Regions from separate parts of the Homo sapiens genome. Here regions 2 and 3 are each linked to region 1. The links are chromatin contacts, found by Hi-C in ENCODE. All regions are on one chromosome and are shown on one strand. The core of a region is the stretch at or near the end of the contact, and the rest is flanking DNA. Distances in the headings are between cores, read along the strand shown. Region 1 holds the start of FKBP14 (FKBP prolyl isomerase 14). Region 2 holds the start of DPY19L1 (dpy-19 like C-mannosyltransferase 1). Region 3 holds the start of SEPTIN7 (septin 7).

Region 1 (3,991 bases), core at 1,465-3,964:
GTTGAAGAGAGTCTAGCCTAGGAAAACCAACCTGCCGAACTACATACAGGGAGGCTTAAGGGCTGAGTAATGCCTGATCCCTACCTAGCTCCCTTTCAGTGCAATAAGGAAAATATTCTATTCAAGGATATCTTGTAGGTGAGAAAAAGAAGTCACTGTACTACGCTTCATGAGTACCATGGTTACTAAATCTGGGTAATGCCATTTTTTCCTGTAATTTTGCCCAATGATCAAAGTAACAAAATGCCAACTGTAGAAAATTTGGGAAGGCTAGAAATGAAAAAAGAAGCAGGAAACATTCTACTACTCATCACTGACTACAATTTTAGCACAGTTCTTCTTAGGGCTAAGCAATTTATCCCATAGGCTATGGTTCTAGAGATGGCAAACGTGCTTACAAACTGATCATTTGATGGTATTTCTTTTTCTTCAGAGCGGAGTCTCGCTCTGTTGCCCAGGCTGGAGTGCAGCGGCGCAATCTTGGCTCACTGCAGCCTCCGCCTCCTGGGTTCAAGCGATTCTCCTGCCTCAGCCTCCTGAGTAGCTGGGATTACAGGTGCCCACCACGCCCAGATAACTTTTGTATTTTTAGTAGAGACGGGGTTTCACCATGTTGGCCAGGATGGTCTCAAACTCCTGACCTCGCGATCTGCCTGCCTCGGCCTCCCAAAGTGCTGGGATTACAGGCGTGAGCCACCACGCCCAGCCAATTTGATGGTATTTCTTCATGAAGTTTACAGTTAGCAGCTTCTGACCATTTACATGGAGGCTGCATGATAACAGTCCCCTCATCAGGTATTAGAACTTAGTAGCAAACTGCTAAATAATATTCCATGGCTACCACCAAAGTCAGCACAGGTTTTTGGTTCAGAAATCTGAAAGAAGTCAGGCTGAGTCTAAAAGAGATCAGACTAAAAATAACAATATAACTGAATTTTCAAAATGCAAATCACATCATTTAATATCCACCGTGGCACTCACCTAGTTGACAAGAAGAAAGGGCTGTTGAGAATTCTAAGGCAAGCCATTTTTCTGGAACTTTTTCCCAGGGCTAACAGTTTAGAGAAGAGCCCCATTCATTTCCCCAACCCTCAAGACAGACCAGGTCTGAATGCCCAGTAAAGGCAGTTTATTAGAAAATCAGGTGGAGGATGGGCTATGAAGATTTACTGTTTTAATTCATGTTATTCCCTCTACCTACAACATCCTTCCCTACTTTCCCCCTGGAAACCTCCACCCATCTTCCAAGGTTCATTTCAATTATGGTCTCTGGGAAGTCTTTCCCTTTCCCCACCCCATGGAGCCTAACTACTTCAGGCCCAGTTACGCTTTGCTAGCACTTTGAATATTCTGTACCCTATATCATTGCATTATTTACTTGTCTTTCTCCCACCTGTAGATGGTGTATACTGTTAGAGGACAAGAACCTGCTTCTAGCCATCTTTGCGTCTCCAGGACCTGACTTGTGACCATTCAATAAGAGTTTGATAGATGGACAGACTAATGAATAGATGAAGATGATTAGAAGCCAAAATTTCTGAATCTTCCTAGCACCCAGAACATGGCTTAACATCAAGGAAATGCTCACTAAATACTGTCATAATGGAATGAATGGAACCGATGCCTAATTGAAAATCATTAGGCTGTAAACCATTTCCATGTTCCAATTTCTTCGTTTATAGAACAGAAATGATAGTGTAACCACCTGAAAATCCTTCACCTAGACTTCCAAAACCACACCCACCTCATCAATGAAGTCTGACTCTCTAGAAAGAAGCAAATGACTGAAATCATGGTCCTGTGCCTTGACCAAAATACCATTCGTCAGAACAAAAGAAGTAGGTCAGTGAAACGGCATTAGTATATCCTTCAACAGGCAAATAAGTGATAGTGTAGTTTGCTTTTGAAGTCGCTGTGAAAAGTTTTAGGTGAACATCACCTACACCACATTAAAAATGGAATCAAGTCATTTTCTTTAAGAAATGGAGTTTGAGATATGAGAATTCTTTTGGGCTTTTTCTACTTATTGGCCAATTATACACCCAGATATATTTCTGCAATATTTCAAAGATTCTAGTTCTAATTTGTATAATAAAAAAAATTAACAGCCTTTTCCAGACCACATGTTTCCAACAAGACCTTCAAAGGCCTCGCTCGCTATATAAAACTGGCTTTAAACAATTTCCTTTCCCAAAGAAGGAAATAAGATATTTCGGTTTTGTAAAAGAGGCAAAACCAGGTACAGGCCACCTTTCCTGCTGGAGAGCTGGCATAAGTGAGTGGATTCTTAATTACTATTTTACCTGCGGGGCATAATTACTTACGTGGAGTGAAATAAGGAGCCGTCCTTTTCTAAGTAGCCTTCATAGTGGACCAACATCAAATCCCCTCCTTTGGTCTTGCGATGGCAGATGAATGGCTTCTGGAGAACTTCAATTTTCACTTCTGGTTCAGGGATCAAAGCCCCAATCAAAGAAGTGACGAACAGAGTCAAGACCGCGTTCCACAAGAAAAGCCTCATGTTGCTGAAGCAAGGAAAGAAGTCCCTACAAAAGCAGCGAAAGGTCCCTCGACTTCATAGATTTAAGAACGTAGTTCAAGGCTTACGGACAAGGGCTTCAGACAAGTTCAGGACTCCCCCTTCTTAGAAGACGTGGCACATTTACCACCAACTCTTTTCTCAAGGGTCACGAACCTACCTTTAAAGAGTTAAGCCCAAATGCCGGCCTGACTGGCTCTTATAACGCGGCCGCCTGGGAATAGCAGCCTCCCATTGGCTATTGGTGCTGTCCTTCAGGCAGCTCTCAAGCCAATGACGCTGCAACGATGGAATTTACAGCCCGGTAGAGCCGGGCAGCTGCCAAGCGGCGGATCATCCCTTGTGGTCCTAGAGCCCGGTGGATTTCAGCATTCAACCAGCGTGGATTTTGGGAGAGGGGCGGGGCGCAGAGCCAACCGGAAACTCCTCCGGCTGATTTATCTCTGTGAAGAACCCTGCTGAGAGACGTAGGAAGAGTCCCGGGGCCCTATGAAATCTTCGGGGTTCCAGGAAAGACTCGTTTACTCTCGCCGTTGGAGAGCGGCCCCCCAAGATGCCACAATCCTAGGATTTTGCTATTGCTTATAAACTGTAAAGACTGACATACTGCTTGAGGGTTCACAAAGCGCGTTCCCGTTGCATGAACCTCACTACACCCAGTAAGGCAGGTTCTTTTTTCCCATTTAAAAGAGAAGTAAATTTACACCAGGAGATATTAACTGTCCTGCTTAAGGTTGTTTGGCCCCGAAGCAAATGAGCTCTGCCTTCAAACCAGGTCTGATTCATTCCACAGCACCACGTCATGTTATGGCTGCTAATAATTTATCCCTTAAGTTACCTTACAGGGTAAATAATGAGTTTCGACTTGCAGACTTCCGCTTTAAAGAAGAAATGGTAATCATGGTTACGAATTACACAGCCTCATCGTAGTTTACATTTTCTAGTTTTACATTTTTTGCCTAAGTTCAAAAGTAATGCATGTTCATTGAAGTCATTTTGGAAGAAATTGGAAAGCACTAAAGTAAGATTTCCAGATAATATTGGGGAGTCGAATCAAGTTGGAATTTCAGATACATAACGAATAATGGTTTTGCATTTTTATTTACTAAATCAGGCAACTTTAAAGAAAAAGAAAGCTCGCCGATACCACCACCAGCCGCAAACAATCCTCTTAATATTTTGGTGCATGCTTCTGTGACATATACTTAAAGCGATTTAAATCGTATTGTAGTCTTTTCTCACCTCCTCTTTCCACTTAATCTGTAGTTAACATTTTTTCTGGTCTAATAACCTTAACACAGTGCATATCCGCACTCTATGTGCATAGGAATCCCCCTGAAGATCTTGTTTAAAATGCAGATTTTGATCTGGAGGTCTGGGGTGGGTGCAAGATTCTGCATTTCTAACAAGCTCTTAGGTGATGTCAGTGCTCCGGGTCAGTAGATCAACACT
Region 2 (3,665 bases), core at 606-3,105, 5.0 Mb after region 1:
AGTGCTCTAAACACAAAGTATCTTCCCATGTATCACCCACACCTTTTAGTTATGATCCTTAACAGATCCTGTGGATCCCTGTGGAGTAAATTCGCCATGTGATAACCCCCCACTAGCAGAGAACGAAAGACTCACAAAGGAACCTGAAACTTAAACCAAACTGAACCGCTGTGTACTAGATCTGAAGGCTCTGCCTCATCCACTGTATCGTGCTGCCTCCCCAAGGTGAGCTTTTCTAACCTGCATACTAGCCAGCTTTTCAAGCTTGCTACTGAGATAAAAAAAAAGGGGGCGGGGGGAAATGTGCTGGAAACAGACAAACAAACAAACAAAGAAAAACAAACTTGGTTTTTCTAGGCTTGAATCGGCAATGGGGGGAAAAAAAGTACCCTAGGAACAACCTTCTTGAGCCCATTAAAACATACAGAGATGACTGGCTTTTTATGACTGAGTGGCTTTTATTTGTGGCTGTGATCTCAGGGGAAGCCAATTTGCTGTGTCCTATTCCTTGACTTATACTGGACCCCAACTCCTGGCTAAGGGAACTTTGAGTCACCAAGGGAATCTGAAAATATACTAAGGGATAAATCAACAGTAATTAAATAGTTCAGTAGCGAAAAGCCCACTGAGGCATATAGAAAAAAGCAATGTAACAGCATTTCACTAGTTGACTTAGAAAAATTAGGCCTGTTATCCAAACTGCTACAACTTGCCTTATCAAAATTCAACCAGGAAACAGAGGAAACCTGAAGTCAGTCCGAAACATACGAATGCGTCAACTTTGTTTTTTTTTTTCAGCACATCATTACACATCATCCATTTGGTAAATGGCAGAGGGAGGGGAGGAGAGCCCTCCTCACCAAAGGTTCCAAGGGCAGCAGGGAGGATTAAGGCTCGGGCGCCCCAAACACAACACAACCTAGAAAGTGACGTGTCGAGGGGAATCACAAATAAAGTGCCACCAGCGGCGTTTGCGGCCAGGAAGAAAAAAGTACGCTAAAATTTAATTATAAGTTTAAGCAACTCTCTACGACATGGAACGTGCGTTTGCTTTGAGCTCCACGGAATCGTTTCCAAGCCAAAGCAAACCATCCTGGCGGTCAGAGGCCGAGATAACGGGAAGGCGGCCAGTCGTACCAATCAGCAGCGCTCAAGTCTCGTTAGCGCAGACCTGCTGCCCGCGGCCAGGCCGGGCAGCTGTTGATCCCCGGGCCATTCTTTTAAAGCCCAGGCAGAGCGCGGGTGGGAAGCGTGCGAGGAGAGCTGAGCCAGGGAGTTGCGGGGAGGAGAAGGTAAGAATGTCCCAGAGAAAAAGTCGGAGAGGGCTGCAAACTGGCTGGTCCGGCTGGCGGGGCTCGGCGCGGCGGAAGCGGGAGGAGAGGGGAAGGAAGGGGAGGGGAGGGGAGGGGAGGGGGCCAGCGCCTCAAAGTTCCGCGTCCCGGCGGCGCCGGCGCTAGGGCTGCTCACCTAACAGGAGCGTGGTCCAGGTCCGGCCGCGCCCCGCGCGCCGCAGGCCCAGCGCCCAGCGCAGCCGGGCGGCCAGGCGCCCCCCAAGGCCGCCCCCGGCGGGCGGCGCGCCGGGCTCGGCGCGGGGCCCCTTCCTGCCCGCGGCGCCCTTGCGCCCCGGGGACAGGGGCGCGCGCTCGGGCCCCGGCTCCCCGGCGCCGACGTCCGACGCCCCCCTCAGCGGCGACTGTGAGGCGCGGGGTGGCTGGGGCGGCTTGGGAGCCGCCTCCCGGTGCTTGTTCCGCGCCTGCAGGACCATCTTGGCATAGTCGCGCCCGCTCGCTGCGCGCGCCCGGACGGCGGCCAGAGAACGGCGGGCTGGCTGGGCGGCTGGGCGCAGCTCACTCTCCAGCGGGCGGGCGGGCGGAGGGTGGAGGGCGGGCTCGTCCCTCCCCGCGGGCCGGGAGGCGGGGAGATCGTGGAGGCCGGGCGGCTGCTGCCTGGCTGGCAGTACCGCCGGGAGGCGGCGCCGGACTTGCTAGCCCGCCGCCGTTGCCGCCGCTCCGGTTGTCACGGCGACCGCGGAACGCCGGGGGGCGGGGGCGGGGACACCCTGCGAGCGGCCGCGGCCCCGCCCCCGCCGCCCCTCTGCGCCGGACGCGCGCTCCAGGCCGGCCAGCGCGCACGCGCGGACTTCCGGCGCAGGCGGGGCCCGACCCCTCTGGCGCCCGGCTACCCACACCTCTTCGGCGCCCGCGCGGGGCTCGGCCGGTGCGAGGACGCGGGGGCGGACGGCCTTCCGGAGGCGGCCGCCCTTCCATTGTGGGAGTGATGGGGCCGAAGGAAGAGCCCTCTCGGGATCGGGGCGCTGATTCAAGTTTCGGAGCCTGTTAAGGCTGCGCTTGGAGCCCGCGCAGGCGAGACGCGGCGGGGCAGGGAGAAGGCGCCCGGAGCGGCCACTTAGGGGCGCTGTGCGTGCGCCCTGGGCGCCTGGTCGGCCCCACCGATGTGAAGCGCGCGGGTGGCAATCAAGTCACCGTCTCCGTTTACTCCCCGCAGTGTGGTCGCGCAACTTGGAGCGCAGCCCCTCACTCACCGACAAGAAGAACGGGTGCGACCCGATTTAAGATAGTAACAGAGTATTAAAATAGCAGCCTGGAATCTCATGGGGAGCTGATAAGGGACGAGGCACAAGTGTAAACTGAAGACCAGGGTAGGAGCCAGGCTGAAGGTGATAGGATGGATTGGCTGGAGCAGGAAAGATCATCAATAAGTACATTCAGTTTGTTACACTTGCTGTAACCTTGTTGCTTAATAGGAAGCAGGAAAACTTGGCGTTGATAAGATAGGAGATTTTAGTCGAAAATATGTTTTCTTTTACATAGCAGAATGCACGAGTAAATTAAACCCGGGAAAATTTAGAAACCCAGGTAGATCCCAATTCTCCCTCCACCCCTGCATTCTTTGCACACAGTCTTACAACAGCATGGATTACAACTGGGAGGTTCCTTTCCTGGCCGTGCCCAGTGGCTTGTTCCAAAAAGTTGTCTTTAAGTCCCAATGTTGTAAATCAAGGCCCATCGTTCTGCTTATCTCTATTGTAATTCCAGGGACTTCACGTGGCTTTCTCGCTCTTTGTTTCTTTGCCCAGTGATTTCTTTACTAATACCAGCATTCGTTCATTGTTAGCCTTTTTAAGAGACAGTGGATTATTTTGTAAAGGGAGGGTGTTTGCCATGCTAATTAATACTCCCTCATACCCTGTCTAGTTTATGAATTTGGATTTTCCAATGTCTTTATTGGAGCAAAGAACAACTATTTTTATACACTGGTTTAAAAAATAATGGTTGAAAGTAGGATGCAGAAGGCTTGGATTCTGAAACATTGTGTCAGCTGAACTCAATGCTACCTCTGGGATTAATGTTGAATGTATTCAGTTAAAAGAAAGCTAATTCAATGCCTATTAAAGATAATACGAATAACTGGCCGGGCACCGTGGCTCACGCCTGTAATCCCAACACTCTGGGAGGCCGAGGCGGGCAGATCACGAGGCCAAGAGTTCAAGACCAGCCTGGCCAAGATGGTGAACCTCTGTTTCTAATAAAAATACAAAAATTAGCCAGGCGTGGTAGCAGGCGCCTGTAGTCCCAGCTACTTGGGAGGCTGAGGCAGAAGAATCGCCTGAACCCGGGAGGCGGAGGTTGCAGTGAGCTGAGATA
Region 3 (3,835 bases), core at 965-3,464, 5.8 Mb after region 1:
TATTAAGAATTTATCCATTTTCATAGCACAAAATAACACAATTCACCTCTTTCATACCCATTAAGAGATCTTCCTCAAAGAAATATTATCAATAGAGATGGGAGGCAAAGATTTACTTCCTTTAGACTATTAGGTTATATTAATATAAGTATTTGCTTTAATTTTATATTTTAAAATAATCTATATTTAGGTAATATTTACTAAGCATTGACTAAGCACCGTGTTCATGTATTAGTCTATTTAACTCTTATCAAAATCCTGTTAGATAAGTATTATCTCCGTTTATAGATGAGGAAACTGGATCACAGGAAAGTTTAAGTAACTTGTTCTTGGTTGCAAGCCTAATAAATGGAGAGCTGGGATTTGAACTCAGGCAGTCTGACTCCGGAGGCTATATACATTTACCCTCCTTGGTACACTGCTTTTTTTCAAAAATAGAAATTCAACAAAATTTCCCAAAGTAAAAGTTCATTTGAAGTTTCAGAAACTTAAAACAATGATTGAACAGATAAGTTGCAACAGACTTCATAAGCAGTTCAGTAAAAATGTAGACTTACGAAATGGCATATATCAAGATACAAAATAAGTTGCTTCTATAAGTTTCTTTTCTTAAAAAAAATTACTTGGAAATATTTCAAGTATATAGAACAGTAAAGGAAATAATTACAAGTGAACACCCATGTGCCCTCTACTTAGCTTAATGTTTTGCCACATTTTCAAGATATTTCTGGTAGAAAACAAACGTTATAGATACAAATGAACCCTTCTTGTTACATTCCCTTCTGTTCATCTCTGGAAGCAACCAGTATTCTGAATTTGGTATCTATCATTTCCTTATACAATTTTTAGTTTGATCTTACTTTTTTGTAATTATTAAACTTTTATTTATGGTATGTCATATATATCTTTCCGCAACCTGTCTTTTCATTTCTTCCTCAATATTAGGTTAATGACTCTATCCATATGAAAAATGGTAGCTTTAGTTCACTGATTTTTTGGTTCGTGTTGTATGTCAATTTGTTCAACAATGACACTTATTCATCCATTCTCCTATTAGTAGACATTTATTGTTTCACTAATATAAGCTATTTTGCTCTGAACTTTCTTGCACGTGCCTATAACTTAAAAATACACATACTTTTTTAAAACATGCAGTTAAACAGGAACATACACATTTCTTTAACATGTAGTTAAACAGGAAAAGTAACACATGTGCATGAAGAATACAACCAAGAGAGCCATCACGTTCAAGAAAAGACCACAGGTTATTCCGAGTGAAGTAAGGCTTTCACTAGAAGGCACTTGGGGAACGTTCCAATGACAGCGACATTCATCGCTACAGTAGAAACTCACACAATCGCAGCCCTTTATTAGTATTTTGTTACCCAGTAGTTCCTGTGTCCATTCATTTCCTCAACTGGAGTGTGAGCTCCAAGAGGACCGAACCGGGCACCGACAAGGTGAGCCAATATGAATGTGGCGAGTCCGCAATGGGGGCTACAGCGGCCGACCTCTGGGGCTGTGCCAGGCCACTAGAGTGTGATGGCGCGAGGGAAGGGTCGGGGAAACAGGGCCTAACCTCACTTTTCACCCCGAAAGTCAAGATAGCCACGGAAACAGGGATGAATGGGGAGCACAGACACCTGCCTCGAAGTGTCTCTTCACTTTCACTCACAAAGCCGTCGGGTCAGTAACCAGAAGCCGAGGGGCGGATGCGGCCCCCGCCCTGTGGCACTTTCTCAGTCTGGTTCTTCCAGCCGCGCCTCTTTGCCTTACGCCAATTCCGTAAGGAGGCGCTGAGGCCAACTGGCCGGCTCCCGCAGCTCCAAAACTTGACGTGAAATTGCGCGGGGCAGAGCTGACTGCGGCCATCTTTAATTCGGGCAAGACCCCACCCTCGCACCCCACCCACTAGTCCTTTTCAGCGTTCCCAGGATTTTCTCCAACAAATGTAACGCGGTTAACCTTAGAAGCAGTGTTGAAGAAACACGCAAAGAGGCCTGAGTATCCATGACCTCAGTGGTGCGAAACCCGGCCAACTTAAACATGGCGGCTAAACCCGAACAGCAAAACGTTGCTGACGCCAATGAAGTCATGCTCGAAATGGAGCGAGGCGGCGGAGCTGGGGAGGCGGTAATCTCGCGAGATGGAAGCCAGCCTCCGCTAGGCCCGGAAGCCTCGTCTGAGGGGGCGGGGGACGGAGGAGGGAGCGGGAGTCGAGCGAGAGCCTGTGGAGGAGTCCGCCTGCTGTAGCGTGCGTAAGCAAGGCAGCTACGCCGGGCGGCTACGCTGCGGAATCGGCGTAGGCGCCTTTGGAGAATCGGCGGGCTGCGCTCCGCTGGGGCTGGTCGCGGAGGGGGGGAGGGGATGTCGGTCAGTGCGAGATCCGCTGCTGCTGAGGAGAGGAGCGTCAACAGCAGCACCATGGGTGAGTCTCAGCTTCGGGTGCCGCGACTTGGGGTCAGCGGCTCCGAATGCCGGGAAGCTCTGCGGCCGCTGGACCGAGCTAGGGAACGCCCTGAGGCGAGGCGGAGGCAGCGGCGAGGGGAGCCGGGATGGGGGCCACTGCGGGCCCGGGGCGCGGCAGCGGCGGGCTCGGGGGGAGGGGAGGCGGCGGCGGTGACAGTTTGAATTGAACGTGAGGAGAGCCGAGGCGGCGGCATTTCCTGTGCCGCGGCGGGCTGGCCCCCGGCGCAGAGCCGCGGCCTCCGCGGCCGGAGCAGCCTGAGCGTGGTGGTCTCAGCCCTGCCCTTGCTTCTCTCCGTCCCTTCGCCTTTCCTCAGTCTCCTCCCGGGCCCGCCGGCTTCCGCGGCCCCGCTTCCTCCTGTCCCCGGCCGCATCCCCGTCGGCAGAAGTCCCCTCGTGGGGCAGTGGGCCTGGCTAGGAGGGTGGGGACGAGTGTGAACGCTCGGGCGAGGGTGCTGTGTGGGCCAACCCGGGCGGGCGGCGGCGGGGAGGGAGGAAGAAGGATGCACCAGGCTGAGGCTGTGGTGGAGGCGGCGGCGGCGGCTGCAGCCGCAGCTCCAGTCACCGCGTCGCCTCCCCGCTCCTCCTCCCGCCTCTCGGGGTTGCCTCTCTCCAGGCGCAGCCCGGAAGGCCGGTGGATGGCGGGCGAGTCTTGAGAACGGAGGGAGAATCGGTAGTTTGGTTTGGAATTTGGGCTTAATTTTTAGGAGTAAGGGAAAGAGAACGCCTGGGAAGGGCGCCCCCCGGAGGAGATAGAAAGGGTGGGAAGGGTCCTTGGAAAAGGGAGGGAGCGGAGATGTGGAGTGGCGAAGTTTAGGGAAATTAATTTTTGAAAATATTTCAATATTCTCAGTTATTCTCTTAACGAGCCCTTTCATTTCCTTTCCTCCCCCACATGTTGGAAAAAGAACAGGCCATTTCATTTACATTTTCCACTCCTGAGTTCCATTTCAGCTGTGTGTATAGTAAGAAATAAGCAACCGAGATTTTTCTAGGACATTTCCATTTGCTGAGTTACTTTTGAAGAGTACACTGTTTCAAATTTGGGTTTTTACAGTCCTAGGAAAGAATTTGTGACGTCCAGGTGTTTTCTTAGTTACTGAAATAATAACTTACTACATTTCTTGAGTTTATTGCTAAATAGTTCAGCTTTAAGAATTCTTTCTTCTGGCTTTTTTATTTTGATGAAAGGAAAAAATATCTTTGTTAGTGCCCCTGAGAATGTAAATGAACAGATCATCTAAATTACTAAGCATCTAACCTGTTTTACATATTTATGCACATGCAGGTGATGAGTATAGTCAGTTTTTCCCCCTAAAGTTTATGTGCAGACATGGGGAGGAGAGTATTTTAGACTTAAAAGTGTACA

The links. A loop is a pair of places that touch in the nucleus more often than their neighbours do. Pooled maps may share reads with other maps.
Region 2: a loop to region 1 is called in a map of naive thymus-derived CD4-positive, alpha-beta T cell, with 14 times the contacts of the local background. The contact joins the promoter of DPY19L1 here to the promoter of FKBP14 in region 1. A Hi-C loop is called at or near these places in 1 of 168 maps with a recorded cell type or tissue (naive thymus-derived CD4-positive, alpha-beta T cell), 1 of 37 single-sample maps with no recorded cell type and 8 of 50 pooled maps.
Region 3: a pooled map shows a loop between it and region 1 (29-fold over the local background). The contact joins the promoter of SEPTIN7 here to the promoter of FKBP14 in region 1. A Hi-C loop is called at or near these places in 2 of 37 single-sample maps with no recorded cell type and 8 of 50 pooled maps.

The regions. Positions count from the first base shown.
Region 1 is chr7:30,023,988-30,027,978 of GRCh38, forward strand. It overlaps FKBP14 (FKBP prolyl isomerase 14), which reads right to left and starts at 2,715. Exons shown (of 4, transcript NM_017946.4): 1 at 2,325-2,715. The coding sequence starts at 2,521. It overlaps FKBP14-AS1 (FKBP14 antisense RNA 1), which reads left to right. Exons shown (of 3, transcript NR_187577.1): 3 at 1,400-3,254. RefSeq lists an enhancer at 2,971-3,120.
Region 2 is chr7:35,035,630-35,039,294 of GRCh38, forward strand. DPY19L1 (dpy-19 like C-mannosyltransferase 1) reads right to left here and starts at 1,856. Exons shown (of 22, transcript NM_001366673.1): 1 at 1,468-1,856. The coding sequence starts at 1,765. LOC105375228 (a long non-coding RNA gene) reads left to right here and starts at 1,157. Exons shown (of 3, transcript XR_001745162.3): 1 at 1,157-1,292. RefSeq lists silencers at 1,546-1,715, 1,746-2,415 and an enhancer at 2,466-2,695.
Region 3 is chr7:35,798,843-35,802,677 of GRCh38, forward strand. SEPTIN7 (septin 7) reads left to right here and starts at 2,215. Exons shown (of 14, transcript NM_001788.6): 1 at 2,215-2,428. The coding sequence starts at 2,368. It overlaps SEPTIN7-DT (SEPTIN7 divergent transcript), which reads right to left and starts at 1,783. Exons shown (of 5, transcript NR_120512.1): 1 at 1,648-1,783. RefSeq lists enhancers at 1,447-1,506, 1,629-2,252, 1,867-2,256 and silencers at 2,407-2,646, 2,677-3,126.